Linked DNA regions of Mus musculus: region 1 is linked to region 2. The links are chromatin loops, found by intact Hi-C in ENCODE. Cell type or tissue: gastrocnemius. All regions are shown on one strand. Each heading gives the region's core, and the rest is flanking DNA. Links, peaks and the distances in the headings are about the cores only. Region 1 holds the start of Rimkla (ribosomal modification protein rimK-like family member A). Region 2 overlaps Zmynd12 (zinc finger, MYND domain containing 12).

What was found. A loop is a pair of places that touch in the nucleus more often than their neighbours do. Peaks named below come from ENCODE experiments on the same cell type or tissue, not always from the same donor. Only the 100,000 strongest peaks of a DNase experiment are listed, where the experiment ranks them.
Region 1: it touches region 2 in a loop (5-fold over the local background); 4 of 42 quality-filtered maps call a loop at or near these places.

Annotation. Positions count from the first base shown.
Region 1 is chr4:119,483,729-119,498,891 of GRCm38, reverse strand. It overlaps Rimkla (ribosomal modification protein rimK-like family member A), which reads left to right and starts at 6,294. Exons shown (of 5, transcript NM_177572.4): 1 at 6,294-6,595. The coding sequence starts at 6,433. In gastrocnemius, for the core only: a CTCF peak has its summit at 7,888 (motif pointing right); DNase peaks (open chromatin) are centred at 6,305, 7,892 and 9,013; H3K4me3 peaks cover 1,128 bases.
Region 2 is chr4:119,424,425-119,439,587 of GRCm38, reverse strand. It overlaps Zmynd12 (zinc finger, MYND domain containing 12), which reads right to left. Exons shown (of 8, transcript NM_001014900.2): 2 at 5,497-5,638; 3 at 2,337-2,508. Among named protein-coding and RNA genes, the nearest start is that of Zmynd12, 9.3 kb to the right of the region's middle. In gastrocnemius, for the core only: a CTCF peak has its summit at 8,682 (motif pointing left); DNase peaks (open chromatin) are centred at 8,667 and 11,713.

The DNA of each region.
Region 1 (15,163 bases), core at 4,021-12,020, 60 kb before region 2:
CCCAAGGCCTTTAGAGAGAGACTCTGGGATCTACAACAAAGACTGAAATAGGAGCTTGGTTCTAGTATTACTATGTTTACGCACTGATGTGGTGTGGAGCTTGTGTGTACCACAGTGAGCACACGGGGGTAGAGAACAACTTGCAGGAGTAGATTCTCTTTCCACCATGTGCATTAGTGGAATTGAACTTGTATCACAGGCTTGGGGCAAGTGCTTTTGCCTGCTGAGTCATCTTGCTGGCTCCTCCATTGTGCTTCTTATCACATCACCTTATAGGACTTAATTAGTCTACCTTTCTCCTAGGAGTCCGGTCTCTGGGTTAAAAGGTGATTGCCCATTTCCTGCAGTGAAAACCCAGTCCAATCGCAATGCCCTTTGTATTGTAAATTATGTGTTATTCTAACTCCCTGGGAAACGAACTCTGGAAGGGGGGGGGGTGTTGCTTCTCCCAATTTCAGACCCAAACAAATCTGGGTTAAAAGTCTTCCCAGTCCCCTTGTGTAGGATGGGCTGGCCCTTCAAACTGTGGCAAAGAGGGAAGAGATCAAGAATGGAAAGCAGTGTGCCCTTGAGAGCAGCTAGAAGGGACACTGTCTCCAACAGAAGTTTCTAACATTTGTCTCATGATACAAAAGTGCCTGCAGTAGAAAGAGAACTCCAGCTGGGCAGTGGTGGCACACGCCTTTAATCCCAGCACTTGGGAGGCAGAGGCAGGCGGATTTCTGAGTTCGAGGCCAGCCTGGTCTACAGAGTGAGTTCCAGGACAGCCAGGGCTACACAGAGAAACCCTGTCTCGAAAAACTAAAGAGAGAGAGAGAGAGAGAGAGAGAGAGAGAGAGAGAGAGAACTCCAGCCGTGGGCAGGCCAACCACAGCAAGCTCAACTGGACCTCTGGACCTCAGGCTGACTGCTTCAGCTTCCCCAGTCAGTTTCCCTAGGACACACAATTTGATGAGCTTTCTGCTGCTGTTCTTTCCTTTAGTCGGAGTCTCACCCTAGGAACAAGGGATGAGCCGCTCTGCCCAAGACGGCTGTGAACTCTCTGCATGGCTTCCCCAGCGGAGCTTCCTCATCTGGTTTCTGGTGGATGCTTTGAACGACACACTTCATGACATTTTGCTGTCTGTCTGTCTGTCTGTCTGTCAGTTACATGTTATTTATTCTTTTACTTTGGCTTGCTGTATATTTAAAAACCTCACTTCAAAGCTGAGACTCTGGCTAGGACAGATCATTCTCTGTACCACACAACTAGGTCTCCAAATAAGTCCAAGTTCAGCTGAGTAAAGTGGGGTCTGCTCCTGTAGGGTGTGGCACTGTGGGGTCTGCTCCTGTAGGGCGTGGCACTGTGGTTTGCCTGGAGTCGAGGTAGGAGGAGCTCATTGGATCCAAGAGTTTGGTGACATAAGAGGGGTCACATTTCAAAAGCAAACCAAAAAGTTTCTGGTCTGTTTTGCAGATGGGATGAGCACCTCTCCCTCCCTCCCTGCAAGCAGTCTAGGTTTACTGTCCCAAGTTTGCCTTGTGAGACAAATCAGTCTTTTGGCTGAACTCTGCCCTCCAGGTTATTATTTACCAGGTATGTTGAGAATAAGATGATCTTCTGGTATGTGTGTGTACATGCATACATGTGTGGTATTACTGCATGTGCACCTCTGTGCACATGTGTGCAGAAGTTGGAGAACAGTGTCAAGCATCTTCCTCAATTGATCCCCAACTTATCTGAGATAGAATCTCTGAACCTGGAGCTCCCCCGTTTGGCTGCCTGGCCAGCAAGCCCCAGGGACCCTCCTTTCTCTGCCCCCAGCTCCCTCTGCACTCCCCCACCCATACTTGGATTGTACGTGAGTCTGCTGTACGTGGGCTACTGGGTATTTGAACTCAGGTCCTGAGCTTGCAAAGAGAGTATCTTACTGACTGAGATATCTCCCCAGCCACGGCCTTTTGTTTTCCATCCATCCCATTTCTTTCTTGTGTGTTGTTTCCTTGGGAGTCCTAAAGAGAAGAGAAATGATTGGCAAATCAGAATTTGTAACAGATTGGATTATAGGTCACAATTTCTTGCCTTTTTTCTTCTGCTGTTGAGGAAAGGGTCATACTTCCCTACCCCAGTGGTGATGACATCAGACTTAGCCAGCCACTTGTTTTGGTGAAGAACTCTGAGAAGATCTGACACCCAGGCAGACGCACTGAAAGTCAATGTGTGGTTCGACTGCTTTTCCTCTTCCATAAGAGGCCGACACTATTCCAGACACAGAGTTTGTATTCTTGGCATCTCTCCTCCCTTCAGTCCTCCTTAGATGGTCCCTGTTTTCCTCCAATGTCCATCCACCTCTATATGGCCTTGTGGATAGGGAGGAGAGCCCAATTCCCAGACACTGGAAGAATCAGCACTAATTTAAGTTATGCATGGTGGACCCTCATTCTTTCCTACCATGAAGCTGAAGTTTTCTTAGGAAGCCACGTCTCTATTTAAAATCCTGCAAACTCTCAGTCCTCACCAGGATGGAGCATCAATCATATTTATAGAGAAATAGAATGTTACAAATTGAAAGCCAAAAATTTCTTGGACTATCTTAGGCTTTTCATATACTTTGGTCCTCTGTATATGGTGAAAACTCTCATGACTATTAGGTAAACCATGGGGATGTATTTTAAAGTGTAACAAACTATAGACTCCAGTGTTCCACAAATGCATTTGATAAATGTGTTGACATAGGATCTCGTTCTGTGTCGCTCAGGATAACTTGAGTCTATATTCCTGGGCCATGGTAAAATAAACATTGTTCCTGTATCCTTGAAAGCAGAGAGATGTTATTTCATGTTGACACTAGTGACTGGCTTGGGTGTGAGAAATCTAACTGAGGCCTTCTGAGAAAGGCTTTCTTGATGCTAAAAAGCCACATGGAAAGAGTTGGTCTTGACTTGTGCCGGATGCTGTGAGGTTGTGACTGTTGGTATCATCCTATGGGTGTCCAAAGGAACAGTGTGGAAAAGGATATGGGTTCCTGCTGTTAGTGAGAAGTTAAGTGAATAGACAGTAGAGTCACTTACCCCCAGTTTTCTTTGATATGAGATAATACCTTCCCATTATTGTCGAAGACAGTTGGACCTAGAATGGAGGGGTTTAACAGTAGGAACTCAGACATGGAAGCAAACAGCATCCTATTATATTGCTGAAGCTCAGGTTGGCTTTCAATTTGGAAATCAAGGTTGGCTTTCAATTTGGAAATCATATGCAAAGAAATACTACTTAAGTAATATGTGTTAATTGGCATTACAATAACAAAACACTTGGGATAATCAGCTTATAAAGCAAAAAATTTATTTTCATCATAATTTTGAAGTTTTCTATCCAGAGTTGGTTGACCTGCTGTTTTGTGGCCTATGACAAGACAGTGTGTTCTGGGACACTTGGCAGAGAAGGCTGCTCTCACAGCATGACAGACAGAGAACAAACTGAGGGAAGGCTGACATCGGATGCCTCCATTTCCAGTGACCCAATTTCTTGCACTGGGATCCATATATTAGGTGTTTTACCATCTCCCAACAGCTTGACAGACTGACAGCCAAGACCTTAAGGCACATGGGTCTCCAGGTGGATGCTTATCCAAACCACAGCATTACACATTTTAGAAAATTGTGTCTTATTTGGGGAAGCTACTTCCGTGCTTGAGGAATTTTGATGCTAGAGTAAAACACCCATAGTGGAATACGGTATATTTTTAGGTTTTACAGCTGGCTTCTGGGAAGGGGGCTTCCAGGTTTTATAACCAGCATTAGGAAAAAGAATTCTGGTTTCTATACCTTACGTGAGGAAGAAAAGGCTATGGGTGTTACAAGGTCAGGAGGTCTAGGAAAGAATTTGTCACTGTTTTTCTTCCATTTCAAAGTTTTCTGACCCCTAATAGTATCTGATGGGTAATTCCATAGATGGCCTTTAGGGACAAGGCTACACAAGATATATACCAAGAGCTGGCATAAAACCAGGCATGGCAGCTCATGCCTTCAATCCCACTATTCAGGAGGTGGAAGCCAGAAGATCAGGCATTCAAAGTTATTCCTGGCTATAGCAAGTTCTATAACAGTCTGGGTTACACGAGACCCTGTCTCCAAAAGCAATAAAAATTGCTGTAGAAAATTGGACATTCCTTTAATCCCAGCCCTTGGGAGGGAGAGGCAGGCAGATCTCTATGAATTTAAGATTAGCCAGGGTTACAGAGTGAGACCCTTTGTACCTCCCATCCTGTCCTCAAAAACCATGCAACCTCAATGGTAAAGGCAGGAGAGGGCATCTGGCTTTGAGTGGAGCTGTGGTTAAATCGCCTTCTTTGAAAGTACCCATTACAAGGCACTGGTTACAGTTTCATCACCTAGAAAATGCATTCGGGGACTAGGGAGGTGCTTTAGCAACATTATTGCCTCAAAATATTTTTTTAAACTTCCTGAATACAGAACTTCCCAGAGGCATATCTTAGTGGACAGGACATTTGCAGTTCACCATTCACCTTCGCAGAGATGTCTTGCCCATTTAGAGATGTCATTGCTGAGTCAAGATTGAAACCATAAAATTTCTTTTGTAAAAGAGTAAAAAGAAAAAGAAAGGAAAAGGAAAGAAGGAAGAAATGCGTTAGGGAGAGCAAGAGGGCTGACTGAGTAGAGGTGTTGCTGGACAAACCTAGTTACCATGGAGAGAACCCATTCCCAAAAGTTGTTCTGCACACCCTGCAAGCTCCTTCTGGCATTCACGTGACCCTGTGCTTCAAACACACATCGAAGATGCACAAAACATCATTTAAACCGGGTGGTGGTGGAGCACACCTTAAATCACAGCACTCGGGGAGCCAAAGGCAGATCTCTGTAATGAATTTGAGACTAACCCGGTGTCTTAGTTAGGGTTTTACTGCTGTGAACAGACACCTTGATCAAGGCAAGTCTTATAAAAAAACAACATTTAATTGGGGCTGGCTTACAGGCTCAGAGGTTCCGTCCATTACCATCAAGGTGGGAACATGGCAGTATCCAGGCAGGTATGGTGCAGGCAGAGCTGAGAGTTCTACATCTTCATCCAAAGGCTGCTAGTGGAAGACTGACTTCCAGGCAACTAGGATGAGGGTCTTAAGCCCACACCCACAGTGACACACCTATTCCAACCAGGCCACACCTCCAGATGGTGCCACTCTGAGAATATACAAACCATCACATTTACAGAGTGAGTTCCAGGACAGAAACTACACAGGGCTACAGGGAAGCAGGGCTACAGGGAGACAAGGTTACCCAGAGAAACCCTATATTGAAAAAACCAAAATGATGATGATGATGGCGGCGGCGATGATGATTTCAAAAAGATGTTTTAAAGAGCTGGAAACACAACTGGCTAAAGTCAACCCCATAGTTATTTAGAAATGACTAGCTAGGAGCTGTGAGATGGCTCAGAGAGTAAAAGCACTTGCTGCCTAGCCTGACTTTGATCCACATGGTGGGTTTCAGGAGAACCAGATCCTGAAAGTTGTCCTCTGATCTTCACGATCAAGCTGTGGTAACAGGCCACCAGCTCACCTTGTGCACAATAAATAAATAAATAAATAAATAAATAAATAAATAAATACATAAATAAATAAATACATAAATACATACATAAATAAATGTATAATTAATTTATTTTCAAGAACCGAATACCAGGTTTCACGCTATTGTTTGCGGGCAGAATTTGCAAACGGCTAGGACCACGGACAGTATGTACAGAGGACTGAGTTGGAGGGCGGAGGGGAAGTGGGGTGTGGACTAGGAGGAAAAAACGCGCCCTAGGGGTTCCCCTAACTCAATATGGGGGTCTTAACCTGTTTTTATGACACTGGGGTTATGATGGTCAAGCGCTGGTGCAAACTGGGGTGTAAGAAAAGGAAAAGGATCTTCGAATTATCTAAATGAAGTATCTGGTTGCTAAGACCCAACTGCCTCCATCTCCCAGCCAGGCTGCAGGCCAGGATTGGGGCAGACAGATCGCTCTTCTAAGGGTCAAGTCCAGCTGCAGAGCCCCGCCATGTGACCTTGCCAGGCTGGGAGTTGTCTTTGGAAGAGGTTGGTGGTGCAACCAAGACTCGCACTTTTCTCTGGGGGAGCAGCACCGCGCCTACCCAGCCAGTGGCCCATCGGTTCCCGGGGTCGCCCCAGCCCCGCCCGGCCGCCGCAGGCTGCGCAGCTCCGCAGGCTCCGGGCCGGGTCCTCCCCGGGCGTCGCGACGTGCTGATTGGCTGGGCGGAGGCGGCGGAGGAGGCAGCGGAGGCGGCGGCGGCGGCGTCGGCGCGAGGCGATCCGGAGCATTCGCCGGCCGGGTCTGCAGAGGCGGCTGGCGCACGGCGCAAGCAAAGCCGCGGTGCTCGCCTGGGACGCGCCAGGGGGTCGCGCGGGCGAGCGGCCGCAGCTTCGGTCGCCATGTGCGCGCAGGTCTGGCTGCTGACCGACCGGCTCATCCGCGAGGACTACCCGCAGGTGCAGATCCTGCGCGCGCTCCGCCAGCGCTGCTCGGAGCAGGACGTGGGTTTCCGGGCGGTGTTCCTGGACCAGATCGCCGTCACCGTCGTCGGCGGCCACCTAGGTGAGCTCAGCCGGGGGAGGGAGGGAGGGGCACCGGGGTCCCGTGAGCCGGCCGCTCTCCTCCTTGAGCCCGGCTCCGAGGTAGCCCCTCTGCAGCAGCCTGAGGCCAAGAGTAGAGAAGATGCTTAATTCATTTAGGAGATGAGTTAATGGGGCATTCACATTCACCTGAAGCTAAAGGCACCAAACCTCACACTGTAGATTCTCCGAGCACAGGTGGCCTGCCGGATTGGATCCCGAAATTAAAAGAACCAACCCAGAATTCACAAAATTGCTCTTAGGCAGATGTTTGGGAAACTTTTCCAGTGGTATGTATGCTCCAGTGATGAACGCCCTAGGTAGAACACTATTCTCAAACTGGGAGCCTAATTATGGGAGACAGCTGAGAAAGATTGAGATCGTCTCTGGAGGGGAAGGGGCGAGAGGAGACGATTGATGGTTTCCATTAATTTGTCCTCCTCCCAAAGAATGTTTAATTCAGATTCCAAAATAGCCAAGTACTTCCAGGCCTCACTGGTCCCTTCAGTGCCGGGTCCAGGGCAATTGAGGTGGGAGGTTGGGGGAAATGGTTATTATCCCTGACTGCCTATTCAAAGCGTTCTGTTTATTCTTATTATCTTCAATACATGCCTGCTATGTATTGCTAAGCTATCCATGACTTTGGAAACTCGTATTCACTGGCTTACAGTCTGTGTTCTCGGTAAGCCCTCCGAGGTAGCCAGCTATTTCAGGGGGTCCAGGGCTGAGGAGGGTTGGGCCGTCTTGGATGCTTCTTGGAATGTTACCCATATGTCATCTTTAACTGGTTGAGTAGAGTTCCTTCTGCAAGGGTAGGGATTCCACATCCTGAACAGACTACTTACAAGTGAGGTTTTGAGTATGTGTCCCTAAGTGAAATAGCTCAGTTTTGTACATTGTTCATCGGTAGGTGTAGTTAAACCTTACTAGGTTCAAAATGCATATACTTTGGGAGTAGTTATATGCAAGCATTAGACACTCCACATTTCAAGTGGTGTGCTTAAGTGTAAAAATACCATTTTTTAAGTTTGGGTTGCTGAAACCCTCCTGATTGGTTAACGGTGAACGCCATTTCTGAACAGAGAATTTGAAGAACTAGATTCTTCTTACAGCTTTTTTGTTGCCAAATGTCTCGGCTTTGCTTTGTGATAATCACTTTGACTTTGATTTTAGGGTTTGGTTTGGTTTTGCCTTTTCACGGTTAATTTTATGTCTATGGGTGTTTTGTCTCCATGTATGTCTGTACACCATGTGCATGCAGTACCCTCAGACGCCAGATGAGGGCATCATATCCTCTGGGAACTGAAGCTATAGTTGTGAGCCACCATGCAGGCTCCAACCTGGGCCCTCTGGAAAAGCAGCCAGTGTTCCTAACCACTGAGCCCTCTCTCCTGCCCCCATCTCTTTGAATCATGTATGTCATATTTAAGTTGAGATTCTCCAAGCTTGAAAAGCTTTGGGTTCCATATTTAAGTGGAATGATCAGTTATATTTTGGTGATCTAAAACCGGTCATTAATATATACTTGTGTCCATTCCCAAGATGAGTTTCCTTGTTTTCTTTACAGCTTGTAAAAACATCCTTTTGAGAGACGGTAGTCAGATTTTCCTATTGTTTGTCAGTCTTTACGTGTACATCAGCACTTCTGAAGATGTTCTCTCTGAATGTATAAAACTTCGTGTTAAAGAATCAATTGTAAGAAAAGTGAAAATTAAATCGTAATGATTCAGGAAGCACGTAAGCAATTAAGTAGAACTCATGTGTGAAAATGTCTGTGTTCACAAACTAGTCATTTACAAGAAAATCTATATAGATGCTTGATGGATGGATGGAGAAATTGAAGACAGGTTTTTTGGTGTGTGTGTGTTTGTTTGTTTGTTTGTTGGAGACAGGTCTCGCTGGATAGCCTTAGCTGTCCTGGAACTTCCTATGTAGACCAGGCTGGCCTCAACCCCCCAGAAATCGACTTACCTGGCTCTGTGATGGTTATTTTAACTTAGAAGATCTACCCTAACCAACCTGAATTTGGATGGGGCTGGGGCTGGGGCTGGAGCAGTGACCCTCAGGTTACTAAAGCAGTCCTATAGAAAGTCCCCCTTTATACTCTGCTGGCTTAACGTCTTATCTACCTTATTTTGTTCCTTTGAGAATCTGCACGTTGTTTAATCGTTCAGTAAATGTTTATTTCCCTAAACACAAGTGATTCCAAGACCAAAACACATGTAACTAATAGTAACAACTGTAATCACGGAGTCATAGTAATAGGTCCTCACGCCAACTCGCGTGGCTTGTGCTCCGTTCTTCTTACTTATTAATACTCATAAACGTGAGTGAGGTCATTATGCACACAGCACCAGCTGGGAGTTACAGCCGTACTCAGTGGATCCTGCTGTCTTTTCACGCGCCAGTCAACATTGGCTTCACTGTTGTCTTGTGACTCCTGGGCTTCCACTGAAATATCAGTCTGAGGTCCCCATCTGGTTCCCCCCAGATGGTAGAATTCCATTCATCCCTCAAATCTAGCTCAAGTCACTGGTATCTCCTGCGTCATTCCTAAGCTCCCTTCTCTATCCCCATGGAGATATCTTCCACCTGCTACCAAACAACATCAGAGTAGCACCCATTGAAAGTTTATTATAATTGATCTGTGTACAAGGCCTGTATCCGACCCCTCCCCTATCTAGGATTCTCCAAAAAAGATTTTTTTTTTCCCATACCCAGTACATAGTAGGCCTTTGGTAATGTTCGTTACCTAGATTGAAGCATGAGGCTTGTACTGTAAAGCGCACAAGGCCTTTGTGGAGATAGAGACTGTGTTTGGGAGATCATGATTCGATGTGTATGTGTTTGTGGTGAGCTTTTCTGTGAGGACAGGTTTACTAATGACAGTTAAGATCTCTGACCATCCTCCGGTCAGAATTATTAACCAACTCTAGGAAAAGGGAGAGTTATGAAGTCATAATCGGAGACAGAGAAAATGTGTGTGACCTGGCAGAGGGGGCCTTGTAAGCATTGTCTCAGGGAGAGCATGATTCAGCATTCCTGCTGCTCTCAGAGCTTCAGCTCTGGTGGCCTTATGTGTTTATTTATTTATGTTTATGCAGCCCTGGGGATTGAAGCCAGGGTCTTGTACAGGCTAGGCTGCTAGTGATCTCCATCAGTAGCACCAGTGCTATAAAGTACTTTCTAGGTCACGTTCTCTTTTATCTGTGGTTAAAAAGGAAAACATTGAAATCGGGCTTGGTTCACTTGTTAGGCAAGCACCTTGCCACTGTGCTACACGACCAGTCTTTTATTTTTTTATTTTAAGTCAGAGTCTTGCTTTGTTTCCAGTTTAGGCTGGCCTTGAATTCAAGCTCTTTCTAACCTGGACTATGTGAGACCCTGTTTCAAAAGGAAAGTGCACAGGGGTGGGCTTGGGGCTGGGGCTGGCGCTGATCCCAGGGCTGGGGAGGCAGAGGTAGATGGGTCAGTGTGAGTTCAAGACCAGTCTGGTCTCCATCATGAGTTCCAGGCCAGCCAGGGCTACAAGCTGAGTTCCTCAAGACTTCCCCAGCAGCAAGTGACAATTCGGAGACTCTGTGTTGAGGACTGAAGAGGGATGGAGGGTCTTTACTCTCACGCCTTTACCATTACATTTTAATTCACGACACTCCGATGTCTCCATTTTACCCAGTTTGTGTGGCAGGTATCCACTAAGCAGGGTGCCACGACGTAGTGTTCTGGAGATATAGAATGGCAAATAGGAGCAGACGTGGTCTTCACCCTCACAAATTTATGTGTCTTGTGTTCTGTCACCAAGTGTCTGCTGACTGTATGTCAGGTGTTGTTCTAGGTGCCTGAATAAAAGTACAGAAGTCACTGCCTCTCCAGGAGATTATGTTCTATATTGGGGTATAATATAAACAAGGTAAGTAAATGATACAGAGCATTTCTGGAAAAAGCTAAAGGGGAGAAATGGTGGTTTGGTTAGGAATGCCCCCCCAAATAGACTCAAGTGTTCCAATGTTTGGCCCATAGGGAGTGGCATTATTAGGAGGTGTGGCTATCAGGAGGTGTGGCTATCAGGAGGTGTGGCTATCAGGGGGTGTGGCTAATAGGAGGTGTGGCCATTAGGGGTGTGGCTATTAGGAGGTGTGGCATTTTGGAGTAGGTGTGACTCTGTTAGAAGAGATGTATCAGTGGGGGTGGGCTTGGGGATCTTATTAGCTCAAAACCAGGCTGAGTGGCTCACAGTCCTCTCCCAGCTGCCTTGTGGATCAAGATGTAGAACTCTCAGCTCCTTCACCAGCACCACCTCTGTCGGTGTGCCATGCTTCCCACCATGACTGTTAATGGACCAAACCTCTGAAACCAAAAGCCAGCCCCAGTGAAATGTTGTCCTTTATAAGAGTTGCTGTGGTCATGGTGTCTCTAAGACAGGAAGAAAGCAGGAGGTGGAGGTGGAGAATGGCAGTATGAGGGTGACTAGGGTGGTCTCACCCACAGGCAGAAGAAGGTCAGGAAGCGTACAGTTTGCTTAACGAAGGCGCTTCAATGAGGGGCGATAGGATAAGCATTTAGAGGGCAGTTAGGAATTAGCTGGTTTAGGAAAGTGGCAGTTGTAGGTTCTCCACTGAGGGTCTATGACCTCTCTAACCATGGGTAGCTGGCTACAATTATAGTATCAGCCAGGAAGTCCCTCCATTTGAGCAGGCCTTAGTTCCAGTTAGACAGCTGTTAGTTACCCCCAGATAAAGTGGTGCTAGCCCACCCTTGGGACTATCTTGCTGGGCTCCTCATTGTGCTTTGGTGGGCTTTATAGCTGGGCAGGATTATCGGTTGCTTTTCTCCCTTGGCAGCACACAGGACGCCCTCCCGATATCATGAGAGCCAGTCCTCAAGGGAAAGGTATGCAGGTCAGGTCCAGCTCCAGTCTTCTAAATCCTGAAGTACACAGGCTCCTTAGCAATCAGGTCTTACCTTCAAGTTCTGGGAGGCAACCAAGGGCAATGGGAGCAGCCTATGTTGTTTTAGGGGTCTCTTGGAATCTCCTGGTCAACCATTTGAAGGAAGGTTTCCCCTATCTGGCACTGGAGTTTTTGCTAAATAGACTATGGCTCCTGCAGGGAAAGGGCAGACATTATCACCCTATGTGGCCTAACTCCATTTGAACCATATAGATTATATATGTGTTTTTAGGTAAGCTCATAAAACAATGTTTTACTATGGCTTTTCCAAAATCCTTAACATTACTTAGCTCTCTGTCCTCCCTCTCCCTCTGGGTTCTCCTCCCCTCCCCTCCCTTCCACCCCAGGAAGTTCACTGTTTAGCTATAGAGAGTAGACGTGTCCAGGGAGGAAAGAGTGTGGACGAGGCCAGTGTGGAAGAACAGAGGGAGTGTGGGTAGGCATGAGGAGAAGAGGCTGAGGGTTGGGGTTGAGATGAGCAGCTACACAGGGCCTTGAGGGTTGGTGATGGACATTGGCTTCACTCTGGATGATGGAGAGGGTGACAGAGAAAGGATGGGGGGAGGGACAATGCATGGCCGTTCCCAGTGAGAGACACTGTAGTGGTTTTGAGCAGAGCAGGGGGCAGAGTGAGGATACAGTCTGCAAGACGGTTTTGGTAAGGGGTTGGTGGAACATAGGAAGGAGTCAAGGGGAAACTAAGGGTGGAGGCTTCACTACAGGGGGGGACTGTGGCTAAGGATGGGGGGCTTCACTACAGGGGAGGGGACTGTGGCTCAGGATGGGGGCTTTACTATGGGGGGGCTGTGGCTAAGGATGGGGGGCTTCACTACAGGGGAGGGGACTGTGGCTCAGGATGGGGGCTTTACTATGGGGGGGCTGTGGCTAAGGATGGGGGCTTTACTACAGGGGAGGGGACTGTGGCTCGGGATGAGGGGGCTTTACTACGGGGGGCTGTGGCTCAGGGTGGGGGCTTCACTACAAGGGAGGGGACTGTGGCTCGGGATGAGGGAGCTTCACTACAAGGGAGGGGACTGTGGCTCGGGATGAGGGGGCTTCACTACAGGGGAGGACTGTGGCTCAGGATGGGGTCTTTACTATGGGGGGGCTGTGGCTAAGGATGGGGGCTTCACTACAGGGGAGGGGACTGTGGCTCAGGATGGGGGCTTCACTACAGGGAGGGGACTGTGGCTCAGGATGAGGGGGCTTCACTACAGGGGAGGACTGTGGCTCAGGATGGGGTCTTTACTATGGGGGGGCTGTGGCTAAGGATGGGGGCTTCACTACAGGGGAGGGGACTGTGGCTCGGGATGAGGGGGCTTCACTACAGGGGAGGGGACTGTGGCTCAGGGTGGGGGGCTTCACTACAGGGGAGGACTGTGGCTCAGGGTGGGGGCTTCACTACAGGGGAGGGGACTGTGGCTCAGGGTGGGGGGCTTCACTACGGGGGGGGGGGGCGGCTGCGGCTCACTTATGTGCTGGTCCCTGAGATTCAGTGGAAAGGGAGACGCTGCATCTCTCTATCCTCCAGGAGGACAGAAGATGCGCCCTAGAAGGTAAAATGAGGAGCAGCAAACACATCAATCCTTTGTCTAGGGCCAGGGTCCTGAGAGCAGAGGTGAGAAAACAGCCCGACTTAGGAGGACAAATGGGGAAATAGAGTCACCAGGAAGAGGAAGGCATACAGCTGGACTCAGAAGAAAGAAAGAAAATGTCTCAGTTTGCTTTCCTTTGTTGTGATAAAGACCAAGACCAAAGCAACTTGGGAAGGAGCGGCTTTATTTGGCTCACTTCTCAGGTCACAGTCCATCATAGGGAGAGGCCAGGGCAAGAACTCAGGGCAGGAGGTGCTTTCTGGGTCGCTCAGTGTTTTGTTGTTGCCATTATCTTAGTATGTGTAGAGATTTGTTTCATTGTTTGTAATTGTGTGTTTGTGTGAGCAGGCACTTGTGAGTGTGTGCCATACATACATGTGAGTGTGTGCCATAAATGCATGTGAGTGTGTGCCATACATGCATGTGAGTGTGTGCCATACATACATGTGAGTGTGTGCCATACATACATGTGAGTGTGTGCCATACATACATGTGAGTGTGTGCCCGCAGAGGTCAGAGGAATTGCATTACTCTGGAGGGGGAGTTAAAGGCAGTTGCCAGCCGCCCGATGTGGTTGCTGGAACTGGAACTCTGGTCCTCTGGAAGAACAGGTATGTGCTTTTAATTGCTGAGTCATCTCTCCAGCTCCATCGCCTGCTTTTTCTATAGCTGCAGACCACTTGCCTAGGGTAGCCCCACCCCCAGTGGACTGGGCCCTCCCACATCAATCACCAATTAAGAGAATTCCTCACAGACTTGCCTACAGGCCAGTCTGATGGAGGTATTTTTTTTTTCGATCGAGGTTCCCTTTCCAGATGACTGTAGCTTGTGTCGGGCTGATAAATTCTTAGTTGGCACCGAAAGGAAGGCTCATCAGGAGAGGCTGACAAGGGAGTTTAGAGCCCATTGGTGTGGTCGGAGAGGATACAACAAAGATGAGAAGGAACTGACAGTTGGACAGATGAAGAAACTGTAAAGGCTGGGAAAGGAGTTAGTGGTTGAGTGCTTGCCCAGCACGTGGGGTTCACACAGCTGAGGTGGTAGGGGTGGGCAGCCATGGAGTCTGGAGTCCAGGGAAACGATATGAGCCTCGAGTGGCTGAATGAAGGACTTCATAAGACTTGTTTCCTGGTTTTTAAAAAGGCCATGTTGATGAGGTGCTGATGTTGATAGGTGATGGGAAGGTTTGCCAAGTTCTGGGACTCTTGCATTTCACAGAAGGGGAGATAGGTCCAGAGACACAACAAACAGTTCAGCCAACACTCTGGGGGGAAGGCCAGGCCCATTCTGCCTTCATGACAATTTCTTGGGAAGTTTTTCTAAGCCCTTCCTTGGTGCTAGTTCTGATTAGAGTGGACAGAACACACACATTAGCCTCACATCTTCCTTCTGAGCCCAGACACCCTGGGAGCCCCCGTGTCCCGTCGAAGCAGTCCTCCATTCTCCCCATGCGGAGAGAACCACCCCAAAGCTCCCCTGCCATCCCACGAGCCTTGCACAGGGAACCAGACTATTAACAACAATCATGTGTTGGCTTTCTTCTTAATATCCAGGGACGCTGTCTCACTACCCTCTGTCATTAGAATAGTGGCTATTCTTCAGCTATCTGGAGCCCAACTCCCGGGTCCCTTATCCTCTATAACCATTTGACTGCTGGATTCCACTGCTGCTGCCAGGAGCCCATTATGCTAACACCACACACACACACACACACACTATAAGGCATGGAGAATGAAAACCATGCCCTAAATCTCCAGCTTCCTCCCCTCAGTTGGGTGTATTTGTACTCAGTGCTGGGGGTTCCCCTCCAGAGGATGCCAACTCACTGATCACGGTCTTAACTCCTCACATCCCCTTCCCAGACCCCTCTCTCAGCGGTTCTTGAAATCACCGCCTGTTTGGCTGCATGAGCTTGCATTGTGGTCTCAGGGTGTCCTGGGTAAACCCAAACTGAGATTGACCCAAAGAAACTGCCCAATAAAATACCTCCAAATGAGGACAAAGTAA
Region 2 (15,163 bases), core at 4,516-12,515:
CAAACCCATCAATGGCCATGGAAGCCAGCATCCTCCCTGTGAGAGAAGCGGCCCGAAGATATGAAATGAGAGATTGGACTGAAGATGTGGTTCTACACACACGCCCATGTCATATGCTTGAGATTGTCTTTCTGTAAAGCACTATAAAACTTTTGTTTATGACAAGGAACTCAAATCTTTTTATCTTCCCCGCCCTGTGAAAACCTTTATGGAAATGTTTTGCCCCCCTAGCAGAGTTAAACATTTGTTTCCACAAAAGCCCTGCTGTATTCTTGAAACTTAACTGACTTAAATGGCCCCTTCCCACTCTTCTTCAAACTAGCCAGTTGCAGCAGACTATGAAGTCAGACCCCAGCCCATGGGGAAAATTAGAGGGGGCATGGGAGCACATCTTCTACTTGGTGGAAGGAGATGCTGCCTGATTCTAGAAGTGCAAATAAAGCCAACTATGATCTTTAAACAGAGCTCAGCTGCACGGCATCTAGACACTGTAGCTGAAGTTGCTACCTTCCTGCCTCCACTCTAGACCTTACGTCTGGACTTTCCATCTAATACATTCTGATTGGTGTTGCCTGTGGGTTAACATCAGTAATGGGAAAATTGTGTCCATTTATAGCATGGATTAAGAACACACTGCCACCTCTGTGACATTCCTGTCCCCAGCAAGGAAACTGCAGACAAATCCAACTAAGATGCTTTATATAATGATTGGCAAGGCTGAAGAATTAGCTTGGCAATTAAGAGTACAAAGGGTTCAAGTCCCAGCACCTACGTGGCTGTCTGTAACTCTGATTCCAAGGGATCTTGTGCCCTCTTCTGGCTTTCTCAGGTACTAGGAATAGTAGGTAGACAAACATACCTGCAGGTGAAATACCCAGATATGTAAAATAATGTATATTTTTTTTAATTGGCTAATGATCTCTGAAGTCAAAAGAAACAAGGGAAAGCTGAGAGATTATTTCAGAGAGAAGATTTAACAAATAGCTGCACAAGAGGAAATGTGTCTCTGAGTTGTGACTCTTTCAGATTCTGTAACTTTGGGAATTATAAACACATTTTTGGAGAAGTCTGAATGAAAGACTTCACTGTGCTTATAAAGGGGGAGTTTGGTGGAAAATGTACACTAGAGCGTTCCAGACACAGGGACCCCTCTGCATTCGACAGCAAGGCTTGGATGGGGCACTTATACCAACAACAGCTTTACCTCACTTTATTTTCAAAGCTGGGACTGGAATCCAGGACTCTACATATGCTAGATAATGTGTTTTACTGCTGAGCCATAGTCCTAGCCTGAAGAATGATATTCAAAATGGTGACTATTAAGATATATATGGTGCCTAAGACCCTGTAGATGCTCAAGAGTATGAACCATTCTCAGAATGCTCATCTGTAGCAGCCGTCAGACAGGTGCCTGCTAAGCATGTGCTCTCACTCTCAGGGTGGCGGGTTCCCATTTCTGAACTATGACTTTGACCCCAGGAACAAGGGTAGATGCTACATTCCAACTAGGTTAGCAAAATTCTGTCTTCTGGGAATTTGTAATGGAAATCAGATGCTAAGCCATTTCTGCTTCTCAACTTGAATCCAGAGGACATGCAGATGTAGCTAGATCTGATATCTGAGGATAACTGTCTCCTGCAGTGAGGACAGGATGTTAAAATTTAGTCTACAGATAGGCACACTGATGTAGATACATACAGAGGAGCAGAGACAAGAAAGAGGGCTGGGGTGTAGATGAATTGGTAGAGGGTTGGCCTACCGAATTAAGACCGGGGTTCAATCCCCAACAACACATATCTTGGGAATGTAGTTTTGGCCTGAAATCTCAGCACTGGAAGGAAGAGTGGTGGGAGCAGGAGGATCAGAAGTTCAAAGTCACCCCTTAAGCTACCTAGTGTGCTTGAGGTCTGACTGAATTTTGTAAGGGGTGCTTTAAAAAGGAGAGGAAAAAGAAGGGACACTGGAAAAAGAATGAGAGCCCGTCACTTTCCTATAAACCCCTAGGGACACCCTAACAACCTAAATGATTTCTCCCCTTTGTCCAGGTCAGCTTGAGGGGATTTCTTTTTGTTGCTTTGTTTTGTTTGTGACAGAGTCTCCCTATGTAGTCCTAGCTGTCCTAGAACTCTCTATGTAGACAAGGGTGGCCTCCTTCCTCTGCCTCTCAGTGCTGGGATTAAAGGTGAATGACTCCAGGCCCAGCTTGAGTGGATTTCTGTCAGCTATGCCTATAGCCTTCATCCCATCCCCCTCTTCCACAAAGGGTGTCTTGCCCCTGACAAGGATCAATACAGCACTTCAATGGGCTCTGGGGGTCTCAGGTCAGTTCCACTCACCAAGGCTGGCCTCAGCCAGGAGCAGGTAAGCAGGAACGAGCTCGACTGAGCTCAGGCCGTGCACGTTCATGCGGAAGCGAAGGGAGTGCAAAGCTGCAGGGACGGCATCTTCGTGTCTTCCTTCGAAAAGATATTTCTGGGCAACAGTGTAGCAGAATTCAATCAAGTGCTTCTGTGGAAGGCAGAATGGGCGCTCTGAGCCCAGGCAAAGGGCAAGGTGGAAGCGCAGGTAAAGCCAATGTCTGGCTGAAGGGACTTGGCGACCCTGCCTGTACTAGGTGCATATGAGCTCCAGGGGTGTAGTGGATAAAAATGCAAACTTGGGACAGTGAGGCCAAGGTCCAGGAACAGATATCTTTCCTTATAGTTCAAAACTTGGCAAACAGGAGTGTTGGACACAGCAATCCTGTAGCTCTTTTCATTGTTGTATTTCTATACTCTTTAAAGACAGAGTCGTATGGAATCCAGGATAGCCTCAAACTCACTATGTGGGTGAACATGTGCCAGTACCCAGTTTTATGTGATACCAAAGCTCACCTAGGGCTCGTTGCTTGCTAGCCAAGCCCATACCAACTGATGTACATCCCCAGCCTAATTTTAATAAAACTTTAATTTAGAAAGCTATAGATGACACAAGATGATGCCTTTATAACCTAATATTTTTTTATTCACTTATATTTTAAATATCTTAATATGCCAGTGGTTCTCAACCTTCCTAATTCTGTAACACTTTAATACAGTTCATGTTATGGTGACCCCCTCCCCAACCATAAGGTTACTTTCATTGCTATTTAATAACTGTAATTTTGCTACTGTTATGAATCATGATGTAAATACTTTTGGAGACAGAGGTATGCCAAAGGGGTAGCTTTTATTTCCTCAGAGAAAGTAATGATCTGAGAGCCATATCCAAGCTTTATGAATACATGGCTTAGGTTGAGCCCAGGTCTATCCCTAGGCTTAAGCCTGGAAGCTTCTAGCCTCTGTACATTCTAATCTTCAGTTTCCAGCCTCTGTCTGCTAACCTAGGCTTAGAATTCTTCAGCCTGTGAGACTTACTACTGAATAAACTTACTTTTTGTAGCTCTTTCTGAACTCTGGCTGGCTGGTTCAACTCAACTGTTCTGGCTCAAATACCTCTCCAAGCTGACTGATTCAAATTGGCTTCTCTTGGCTTCTGATTGAATTGCTCTCCTTGGAAAAGACTGCTTTTGAATTGCTCCAAACTAACTGAACTGACTGAACTGAACTGTCTCTCCCTCCCTGCTTTGAAGTAGCCTCTTCTGTTCTCCTGAGAGTTGGACAGATCCAATCTCCGACTCATTCTGTCAAATCTTCTCTGGTTCGTCACTTTGTCTGCCCTTCAATTAGACAACATTGTTTGGGATTAAAGATGTGTACTAAAGGCAAGTCTGTATTCCAGCCAGATGGGTCAAAAGTATGAACTAAAGGTATGTCTATATTCCAGCCAGAGGAGTTAAAGGTGTGTAGCGTGTCTGCATTCCAGCCAGATCATATCTCTGGATGTGATCCCTTGTCAGAGCAGCCATCTTACTGGATATAAATTCCTATACTGTCTTATCACAGTACTTGACACATGGATTCTATGGACTGATCTGTGTATCATAAAAAGTCATGTACTGAGGCTTTAAACCCTAATTCCACAGGATGATGGTAATTTGGATAAAATGCCATCCGAAGAGGTGGTTAAGTTAAAATGGATCCACTCACATAGACTCTAATTTAACCTGTTTGGTGTCTTAATTACATTTTTGTGTGTCCATGAGTGCCACAATGCATGTGTAGAGGTCAGAGGACAACTAGAAGTCAGTTCTCTCCTTTGATCATGTGGGTTCTGGGGATCAAATTCAGGTTGTCAGGCTCAGCAGCAAACTCTTTCCCACTGAGCCATCCTACCAGCCCTAACTGCTATCTTTATAACAAGACACTGGACAGACACAGAGACACCAGTGATGTGTACAACAACGGAGGACCCAATGAAGATTCAGCAAGAAGGTAGCCATCCATCATCCAGGAAGAGAGGTCTGAGAAGTCACCAAGTCTGGGGCTCCAGAGATGGCTTAGTCAGTAAAGTCTCAGGTGCATGGGGACCTGTAAGGGGAGGTTCTGATACTAAGGTCTAGTTCACTAACTGGTACTTGATTTGTCAATAAAGAAGTCCGGGAAGGTACAAGTGGGACTTCTGGATCCCAAGAGAAAAAAGAGACACAGGGAAGGAGAGAAGGGGCTTTTCTGCCATACTTTGGAGGAATGAGGATGTAGCAACCATGTAGGCCTGGGGAGAGCTAGGGCCTGCAGCCTCCACTTATAGGGGTGGGAGGCAAAGATGTTTGGTAGGAGCTAATTGGAACAAGCCACTGCATTTAGGGCAGAAGGGGAGATGGAGATAATAGATTGGTAAGGGCACATATTTATAGCCAGGAGATATTTGCGCCCAGCAATTGTGCCTAGCAGGCAAGTTAAGGTAACAAAGTGTGTCTTGGTTAGGGCTGGTTGTGTTCGATTCCAGAGCTAAGCCTGGTGGAACAAAAGGGAGCAGGGGGCAGGGCTGGTAGCACAGCAGCTCCGGGGCAAAGGCAGTAGTGGGTTTTTTTAAAACTACATGCAACAAGTTCAATACCCAGAAACCACGTAAAAAAGCTAGGCATGGTGGGCACACTTGCTCTCCCAGCACTGAGGGAGCAGCCATAGGCTCAGTGTCCAGCTAGGCTAACCTGCTTGGTGAAGCCCAGCCCTGTCAAAGATCCTGTTTTTTAAAAAAAAGCACAGTCAAAACCAAGGTGAATAGCTCTTGAAGAAGGACACCTGAGGTTGTCCTCTAGCATCCACCTGCAACTCAAGCATACCTGTGCACCCGAAGATGCACACGGCTGGGGGAGGACAAGGGAGGGAGGGTGGGGGAGCACAAGGAAGGATGGAATGAGAGGGGAGGGAGAAGGCGCAAACTTAGACTTTCAGTCTCCAGCAGTATTGAGAAAATGAACGTCTGTTGTTTGTACCACTCCGTCTTATGGCCACCCAAGCAAACTAGTCCAGTGGGTGTTCAGTGAAACCGTGGGAATGACCCAGTGACTGGCACTGGGACTGGGAGCATCAAGACCAAGGCCCTGCCTTCACCATTACGGGCTATAGGACTCGCCTGTCGCCTCTGCAGCTGCTGCAGACCATGCTGCCTCTCTTCCTCTGAGTTGTAGAAGGGCATGGTGGTGCGCAGAGGAATGAGCAGTTGGCATATCTTCGCATGGATGCTGTCCCAGTCAGCCTTCTGATGCACAGGACCACTGATAACAAATCACACCGGGTTAGCATGTCTTTGTCTTCTCCCAGCTCTAAATCCCAGAAAAGCCAGCCCAACCCAAACCTGGCAGGAGCCTAAAGCCTTTCTGAGATGGAAGTCTATTTTCTCTCACGTCTGTACCTGGATAAAAACTGCACTGTGGCCAGGAAGTGGTGGTGCACACCTTTAATTCCATACCTGGGGAGGCAGAGGCAGATGGATCTCTCGGAGTTCGAGGCCAACCTGGTCTATAGAGCGAGTTCTAGGATAGACAGGGCTACACAGATAAACCATCAAATGAAATAACTAAGTATTTTAAAAGTTTAATCTAAAAAACAGTGCTGCAGTGTGACCCAGCTATACCACCTCTGGCACACACCTGAAGGACTGTAAGTCCACATACCCACAAAGGTTTTTGTATATCTATGTTTGTTGCTGCATGATTTACAATAGCCAGGAAATGAATCCAGCCTAGATGCTCATTAACAGACACATGAATAAAGGAGATGTAGTATGTCTACATAGCAGAATTTGATTTAGCTGTAAAGAAAAATGAAATTATGACTTTCTAAGGAAAATGGATGAGACTGGAGACCATTATGTTAAATGGAATGAGCCAAACTTAGGAAGACAAATAGTGCTTTTTCTCATATCTGTAATGCATACTTAAATACACACACACACACACACACACACACACACACACACCATAAAAGTGGGACAGTATGAAAGAAGAGGAGGATATCTAAAAGGAAGGAGGAACGACAGAGGGTGATGGGCTATATATCATGAAGCAGAAGAAACTATTTGAGGTAGGGAAGGGGACCAGCAGGAAGAAAGGAAGGGAATGGAGGGTGGAAGAGGGCAGTGGGTGATATGGAAAAGGACAAAGTAAAATGTGCACATGTGTGTGTGTGCATGTGTGTATGTGTGTGTAATATCACAAGAAAACCCTTTTTGCATGCTAACCAAAAAAATTATTTAAAACCAAACAAAAACTGTTGGGTTTGGGGGCGGGACATGTGAAGGAATCTTTTCTATAGTCACCTGCTCATGTATGTACGCTGTGCCTCATCTGTTAAGAACAACAAAGACAACCTTACTTTGTTCTAAGGTTGTCTGAGGACTGAAGTTGTTGGATTTGAGAATCTTTTTCTTGGGGAAGGGAAAGGAATTGTCCTATCATAAGGGTCTAAAAAAGACTTCATAGACATGTTTTTCTTTTTTCTTTTTCTTTTTTCATTTGGTTTTTCGAGACAGGGTTTCTCTGTATAGCCCTGGCTGTCCTGGAACTCACTTTGTAGACCAGGCTGGCCTCGAACTCAGAAATCTGCCTGCCTCTGCCTCCCGAGCGCTGAGATTAAAGGTGTGCGCCACCACGCCCGGCTTTAGACATGTCTTTCTATAGTCAGTCTCACGAAGAGTACCACTAGCAATGTCTTCAGACTTGCTGGGGGATGGGGCAAGCATTCACAGACTGCACTGGGCATGCTTTCTAGTCGCTGTGATGTCGGAGATGCTCTTGAGTGTAACTACTTGACTCTGAAAATAAAACAAAATCTGATCATGTTAAAGTTAAGAAGGTAGGAAAAAGTGAGAAGGTATTTTAAGCCCCAAAGCCAGTGTCTTTAGTGTTCTAGAAAGGATAGTAACAATTTGGTGTAGACTGTTTAAAATACATGTATTTTTGTTGGTTGGTTGACAAGGTGCCACTCTGTAGCCCAGACAGGAACTCACAATGTAGTTCAGGTTGGCCTTCAACTCATGGCACTCCTCCTGCCTCAGCTCCCATGGCATGGGGGTCTAATGTCTGCATCCTGCCCTGCTAACGCTTGTTTATGTCTGTGTTTGCAGTCATTCTAATGGATTTGACAGAGTTTCTCTTAGTGGTTTCAATTTATATTTCCCCAATGACTAACGAGCATTTTTTCCTGTGCTAATTAGTCATTTTTATATCTTCCTTGGGATGAAGGTTTATTTAAATCCTGTGTTCTTTTTTAAAAATGACTGGATCTTTTTACTGTTTTTAGGAGTTCAAAATATATTCTGAATATAAGACATTTTTCAGATTATGATTTTCTCCCATCCTATGGGTTTCTCCTTCCCGTCCTCTTCTTCTTCTTCTTTTCCTTTCTTCTAGGCAATATTTATTTGTTTGTTTGTTTGTTTGTTTATTTATTTATTTATTTATTTATTTATTTATTTTTGAGACAGGAGCTGTCCTGGAAATCACTATGTAGACCAGGCTGAACTTGAATTCATAAAGAACTGCTTGCCTCTGCCTACTAAGTGTTGGGATTAAAGGCAACAATTTTGAAGAATGGAAGCTCTACATTACAGAACCCTAGTCAGAGGGAACACTTTCTAATCATTCCTGATATTAAAACTGCTTCCCTTTATAATATCAAAAGATGTAACCCAAGAGCTCCTCCCAGACCCTCTGCTCTCCTGCTACCACCAGTAGTAGTGGGTCACGATAGTGTGTGTGTGTGTGTGTGTGTGTGTGTGTGTGTGTGTGTTGTGCTTCCTCTTGGTCCTTGGTACAAAAAGTTTCTAGCTCATGGGACAGTCTCTTTGGCACCAGTATCTGCTGGTGTTTTAATCTCTCAGTGATCATACACTTCATGGTGAAAAAGAAGTTGCCTCCATCAGTCAGGGACACAGTGACCTGGAAGGAATGTTCAGTCCTGAAGAGTACCAACCCATTCACAGGCTCACAGTGTTCAGGGCTGGTGGAAAATGGGGTAGGGCTGTGTCTAACAGTGGCTTTTTCCACAGAAGCAGTCTGGTACTCCTCAGACCACTTCTTTTCCACAGCTCCCAGATGAGGGCCACGAGAGTGTGGTCGGTGCATTGCTTCTTCCATTCTTTATCGTGCTGTGGGGATCCCTGGTGACTGGATTTCCAAACACTCGGTTTGTGTTTCTGGCTGGAACAAGTGCAGTCTCTGTGGCTTGGTGATGTTAGGTGAGCTTAGCCACAGTGACTCCATCTCACCTGTGCCAGCCCTGGAGGCCACCAGAGAGTTCCCAACACTGCCCTCAAGTGGACAGGCCTGACTACTTCCTGACAGTTCCTCCCACACTGCACTCAGTCAGACTAGATGTCCGGAGCATCGTGCTCACGTTCTCCGCAGCACTTTTTTTTTTTCCTTTTTTCTTTTTTTAAAAGATTTGCTGGATGTGGTGTTTGTTGCACCTTTAATCCCAGAGGTAGGAGGATACCTGAGTTTGAAGACAGGCTGGTCTGCACACAGAGTTCCAGGACAGCAAGGGCTTGTCTTGGAAAACAAACAAGAAATTAAATTTTGACGATGTCTAACTCACCTAGTTTCACTTTGGTTCCTTTGATGTCAAATCTGAAACTACACGAATTTGCGATTAAGTTTCCTTCTAACTGTCCACAGTTTCATGGCTAACATCTATGTCTTTCGCATATGATTTTTTTTTTTTTTTGAATGAGGTGGAAGGTAAGGATCCAAGTCCATCTTATTCCACGTGGATGTCTGCTTGACTCAGCACCATTTGTTAAAGGACTATCTGTTCTCAGTGAACGCTTATGGGCCATCATAGCTTCTCACTCCTGTACCAACCTTAACACAGTAGGTAGCACTGTAGGGGCTGGAGACGTGGCTCATCAGTTAGGAGCACTGGGTTCAATTCCCAGCACCCACATGGCAGCTCACAACTAACTCCAGTTCCAGAGGATTCGTGACAGCAGACATGAATGTGGTACACACACATCTATGCATGAAAGAAAAATACCCATATGCATAAAGGAAAATAAATCTTTAATAAATTAGTTTAGCACAGTAGTAAGTTTTGAAATTTCCATATGAATTTTAGAGTCAGCCTGTCTAAGCTGGAATTTCAGATGGACTCAGTGGGACTGCTCTTCCAAAGGTCCTGAGTTCAAATCCTAGAAACCACATGGTGGCTCACAACCACCTGTTATGAGGTCTGACTCTCTCTTCTAGTGTGTCTGAAGATAGCAACAGTGTACTTATTAATAATAATAAATAAATCTTAAATAATAATAAAAGTATTTCAGTGTCTTTAATTTCTTTCAACACTGTTTTGCTAGGCAGTCTGTGCTGCAACTCTTAACTTATGGCTCCTCTGTGTGAACTTCCCACCACCCCTAGAAGGTTATAAAGGTCGGGCCTTCCTTCTGTCTGGGTTACTGGTCAGAGATACCCCTGGACTGTTTAAGGATTTGGTCCAAAGAAGAAGGCTGTCTTAAGGCCGCATCATACTTACATGTCTATATATCATATCATTTCTGTCTAGTGCTTTCTCTTCCACCCCAGGACCCTCTCAGTATATTATTTATTTAACTTATTTAAGGGAATTACACCGGTTTTCTTTTTGGACTGGCCACTGCTTCATCATCTTTTATGGTATTTCAGTAAGTCATGCACTTCCTTGACTAAGTTTTTCTCTAATATTTTATCCTGTTTTGAATAAGGTGACCTTCTTAATTTCACTTTTGGATTGCTCATTGCTAGTTTATAGGAGTTTAACTACTCCTCCATACCCTGCAGTATTGCTGTGTTCATGGCTTAGTTTTAATATAATTTTCTAAGTTCCTTATGCTTTCTATATTATAAGCCTGTTAGGATCCTCCAGGGGAAATCGATGTTTATTATAGGAGTTGGTTCATGTGATACTGAGCACACAGAGTTGCACGATGGGTGCTAGAGAGATGGCTCAACAGTTAAGAACAGTTACTGCTCTTCCTGAAGATACAGTTTGATTCCCCGAACCCATGCTGGGTGGCTCACAGCCCCCTGTAACCCCATGTGCAGAGGGATCTGATTCCTCTGTACTCTGTGGACACCTGTTCTCATGTGCACATAGCTCTATACACACACACACACACACACACACACACACACACACACACACACACACTTGAAAAAAAATAAATCTTAAAGACCTGTAATGTTTCCTGTGTTGGAGAACCAGAAAAGCCAGAGCAGTAATTCAACTGAGACAGAAGGCTGAGACTAGCAGTTAGGGAGGAAGGAGAGGATCTACTTGTTTTAAGTCGAGAGCCCAAAGGCCCCTGAACTAGCGAGCTGATAGCCAAGAACAGGAGAAGACAGATATCCCAGCACTTAAGAGAGCAAATTACCCCTGTGCCATGCTAGGTTTAGACCATCAGTGGAATGCAGGGTACCCACTCTCTGTGGTGAGAATGACCTTGACTCAGTCTCCCAGGACAAATGCTTTTCTCTCCCACAAACACACCCCAAAACAAGGTGTTACCAACTATCCGACATCCCTTACTTCAGTCAGGCTGGCATACAGTCAGCCATCACGATGAGGCCATAACATCTGTAAATGAGGTTGCGTTACTCTTTCCAAGCTTGGCTGGCTTTCACTCCATCGTCTTGTCTAACTGCGTCCTGACTAGAACCCCTGCCCCAGTATTGAAGAGTGGTGGAAGCAGCATCGTGGGCTCACAGGTCTCATGCATGGAGAAGCTCGCAGTCCTCCACAGTAAGTATGGTGTTAATTCTCTGCTGCTCTGGACTTTTAAAACACTTTTTATTGATTCTTTGTGAGTTTCCCATCATGCACCCCAGAGCCACTCATCTCCCTGTCCCCTCATATCCACTCTCTGCCCTTGCAGCATTCCCACAAAATAAAACGTATACACAAACAACAAAAACATAGAAAACATCTCGCGGAAGCTGTAGCATGTCACAGCGTGTCCCACACTATATCCCTCTGTCCACACATCTTCACTTGCAAATGTTCATTGCAATGAGTCATTGCTCTGGGTTCTGAGATCGAAGGCTTCTATGACACCATCAATACTGGATTCTCATCCAGACTCCTCCTGGTTATCCTTTTATTGCCCGGTGTCATGGATATCCTGCAGCTTTGGGACAGCAGGACTGGCCCTTTCATGAGTTCCAACCATTTGCAGATGATATAGATTTTGAGGTGAGCCAATTCAGAGCCCAGGATCTGGGCCTGGCTAATAGCTGAGCTGGCTCTCCCTTATCCAAACCACCAGGGCAAGCTCTCTGGCACTGCTCCAGCTATGCCACCCAAAGCTGCCACAGGAAGGTGGCAGGATCAGCTCTTCTGCTCTCATGCCCTCAGGGTGGGTTCAACAGCACCCACACCTCCAGAGCCAGCTGCTTGGGCTGCCTAGTCAGAGTGCAGGCCCCAGTCTCCCAAGTGCTGCAGCCTGTGAGGGGCTGGGCCAGCTCTCCTGCTCCCACAACCCGCGGGGCTGGCTCAACTGTGCCTTCACCAGCTCTGGATTTTTTTTGTGTGTGTTGTGTCATTTTTATTTAGTAAGTAACAGGAATTCCTCCCACCCCACCCCCTGCCAAGTTTAGTATGATGCTAGATTTCACCCAATGGTTTTTCTGCATCTAGTAAGACTGTGTGTGTGTTTTATTCTGCTAGTATGGTGTTTTATATTGACAGATATATGTATATTCAACCTATCTTGAACTCCTAAAATAAATCCCAATTGCCTATGATGTCGAATCCTTCATATTTGCTGACAGGTTTAGTTTGCTAAAATTTTGAGAACTTTTGCATCTGTATTCATTGGGGATACTATTCTGTAATTTTGTGATATTTTATTTGGTTTTATTCCTGGCACAATATGGGTCTTATAGAATATAGAATATTATGAGTTATTTGTTCCTCTTTTTAACAAATTAAAGAATCTGTGTTCATTTTCCTTTAAAGGTGAAAGAATACACCAGCCTGTGTTATCTGGCTTTGGTTTTCCATCACTTGTTATGGATCCAGTCGGACATTGCTTCTTATGTCTGTTTGGTGCTTCTTAGGGATGGGTCTGTTTTTCATCTGGGTTATCTGATTTCTTGATATACAGTGTTCAGAGTGTTCTCTTATAATTTCCCTTATTTCTGCAAGGCCGGCAATAATGGTATCAACTTCAGTTTTGATTTCAGTAATTTGAATCTTCTTTTTCTGGCCCCTCTAGGTAAAGTTCATTAGCTTTGTGATTTTTTTTTTTTTCAAGAAAGTGATGTTCACTTATCCTTTCTATAGTTTTTCCTACTCTCCTTTTTATTCCCCTCTGCTCCTTCTCCTAGCATGTCTGATCTAATGCAGAGCCATGCATGAATGGGTTAATGAATACATTTTTTTTGTTTGTTCTTTAGATGGAATACTAAGTTACTGATCTGAGGTCTTTTCTACTGTGTACATTAACAGCTGTAAATTCATAGGAACTACAAAATCAATGATACCCTATAAGTATGGGTATATGTTGTTGTTTCCTTTTCATTTATCTCAAAGCATTTTTCAGTCTCCCTTTGGCCCACTGGATTTTAAAGAGTGTTATTTTTGACCTGATTGTAAACTTACCAAACTTCCTTCTGTTACTGGTTATGATTTCATTGCACCATAACAGAACCTACCTTCTGTGATTTTATTCCTTCCATATTTATGACCTAACATTGCACTGGAGAAGATGCACGTTCTGTTATTAGGGTGTTCCACAGACTTGGTTGGACCTAGTTAATTTACAGAGTTGCCCTAGTCTTACACTTCCTTAAGGAATATCTGCCTAGTTGTTCTATTCACTCCTGGACGTGGGCTATTAAAGCTTCCCACTGCTGTTACTGCCTGGACCATTCCCTGCTTCGACCCTGTCAGTTCAGCTCTGTGTACTCTGAGGCTCTGGTTGAGGGTATGCAATCATTGGCTTTTGCATTTCTACTGCTAAGGAGACATTTTCACCTACGCATCTATTATACATTATACATATTTCAAAACAGGTAACTATAATCTAGGGGAAAGGTGGCCAGTGTGTTTCTGTTTTTCTTCCGGACAACAACTACTGTGTGTTTCCGGAGCTCCAAGGTCTCAGGTGCAATAACTCAAGCCTCTGGATGCAGCACAAAAGCAGCCATGGGAACTACATGGCTGCAGCCACCACTCTCTCTTCCTCCTCCTCCAGATAACAGGAACACAGCCAAGGATTTAATTTACAAACTATACTACTACCAGAGAAGCGATAGAAAGCATTTTAAGGATTTTGTTGTTTTGTTTAATGGTGGGGGTATCTTAGAGAATTACTGAAAACAGAGTAACAAAAACACTTCACTGGGATTCAGAAGCAGTCACATTCCACAGCAGAGGGACAGACAGGCTGAGTCACTGGGAACGGTGGAAAAGGTAATAAATAATGTATCCAACTTCCTGACCTTTGTTCCACTGACAGTAACTGACATAGCTTGCCTTTTTAAATAAACAGCTTTCTTCATACATTTCTGGGTGCCATCAATATTGAGCTGTCTCACCCATACATTCACCCCAGGCCAGGATATAAAGGAGGAGCTGGGAGCACAGTTAAGCTGTTTATGAGGCCGACATGTTTTATTCAAGCATCATCAGGGTTTATTAACCTCCATCTGGATGCCCTTATGCAAGGCATCCATTCTACCATCCACTAAAGCTTCTCTTTCTTCTTCCTTCCTTCCTTCTTCCTTTCATTTCCTCCCTCCCTTTCTCCTTCCTTCCCTTTCTTTCTGAAACTATTCACGCTGTAGCCCAGGCTTGCCTTGAACTATTAGCCCAGGCCATCCCTGAATTTACAGTGATCTTCCTGCCTTTGCCTCCCATGTGCTAGAATTGCAAGCATGAACCACCACACCCAGTTTCCTACTGCTTCTTATCATCAAATACCACTTGACATTTTCTCCCTGCTGGCCAGCGAAGGCCTTTAAGTTTGTATCACAAACATTCAATTAAAGGGAAAATATCACAAATTACTGTTATCTATATGCTATGATCTACTGTACTATAAACCAAGAGCTCTCTGATATACTACTAATGTTTCTATATGTACTTTCATAAAATTATCCTTCTTAACAATGTTTTATTCCAGGCCAGCAAGATTTCTTCCCAGCAAGTCTTATGATCTGGGCTCGAACCTGCATGCTGAAGCAGAGAACTGTAGAGGGAATCTTTTGTGCAATGTGTGAAATCTTCAATAAAAGGCTTTTGGCCTATGAGCTGAGGCAGGAAATAGGGAGGTAAAAGTTCTGATACAGATAGAGGATTTTTGGGATAGTCAGGAGCGAGAAGGAGATTCGCCCAGGAATGCTGATGGAGACAGAAGCATCAAACTGAAGAAGAGGTAACTTGCCATGTGGCACTCATAGGATGAATGAATAGGATTTTTGGGATACATGATGGTTGGGGAACAAAGCTAAAGATAATTCAGTCTGAGTCGCTATTTCTGGGAACAAAAAGGTGGTAAAGCCTGGGCTACAGAGAACTCACTCCTGAAAGCTGTCCTTTGATCTGTGCTCTCTCTCTCTCTCTCTCTCTCTCTCTCTCTCTCTCTCACACACACCAATACAATTAAATAAATAAATGTCCTGTTTTTAAAAGATCTATCACCTTGGAACATATTCACAATTCATAGTTTATACCATAAATATACAGAAGAAAATAGAAGAAATTCCACAAAAATGTCAGGCTGTTTTACTGAGCACTGGGATGCTGAACTCCAGCCCATGCTC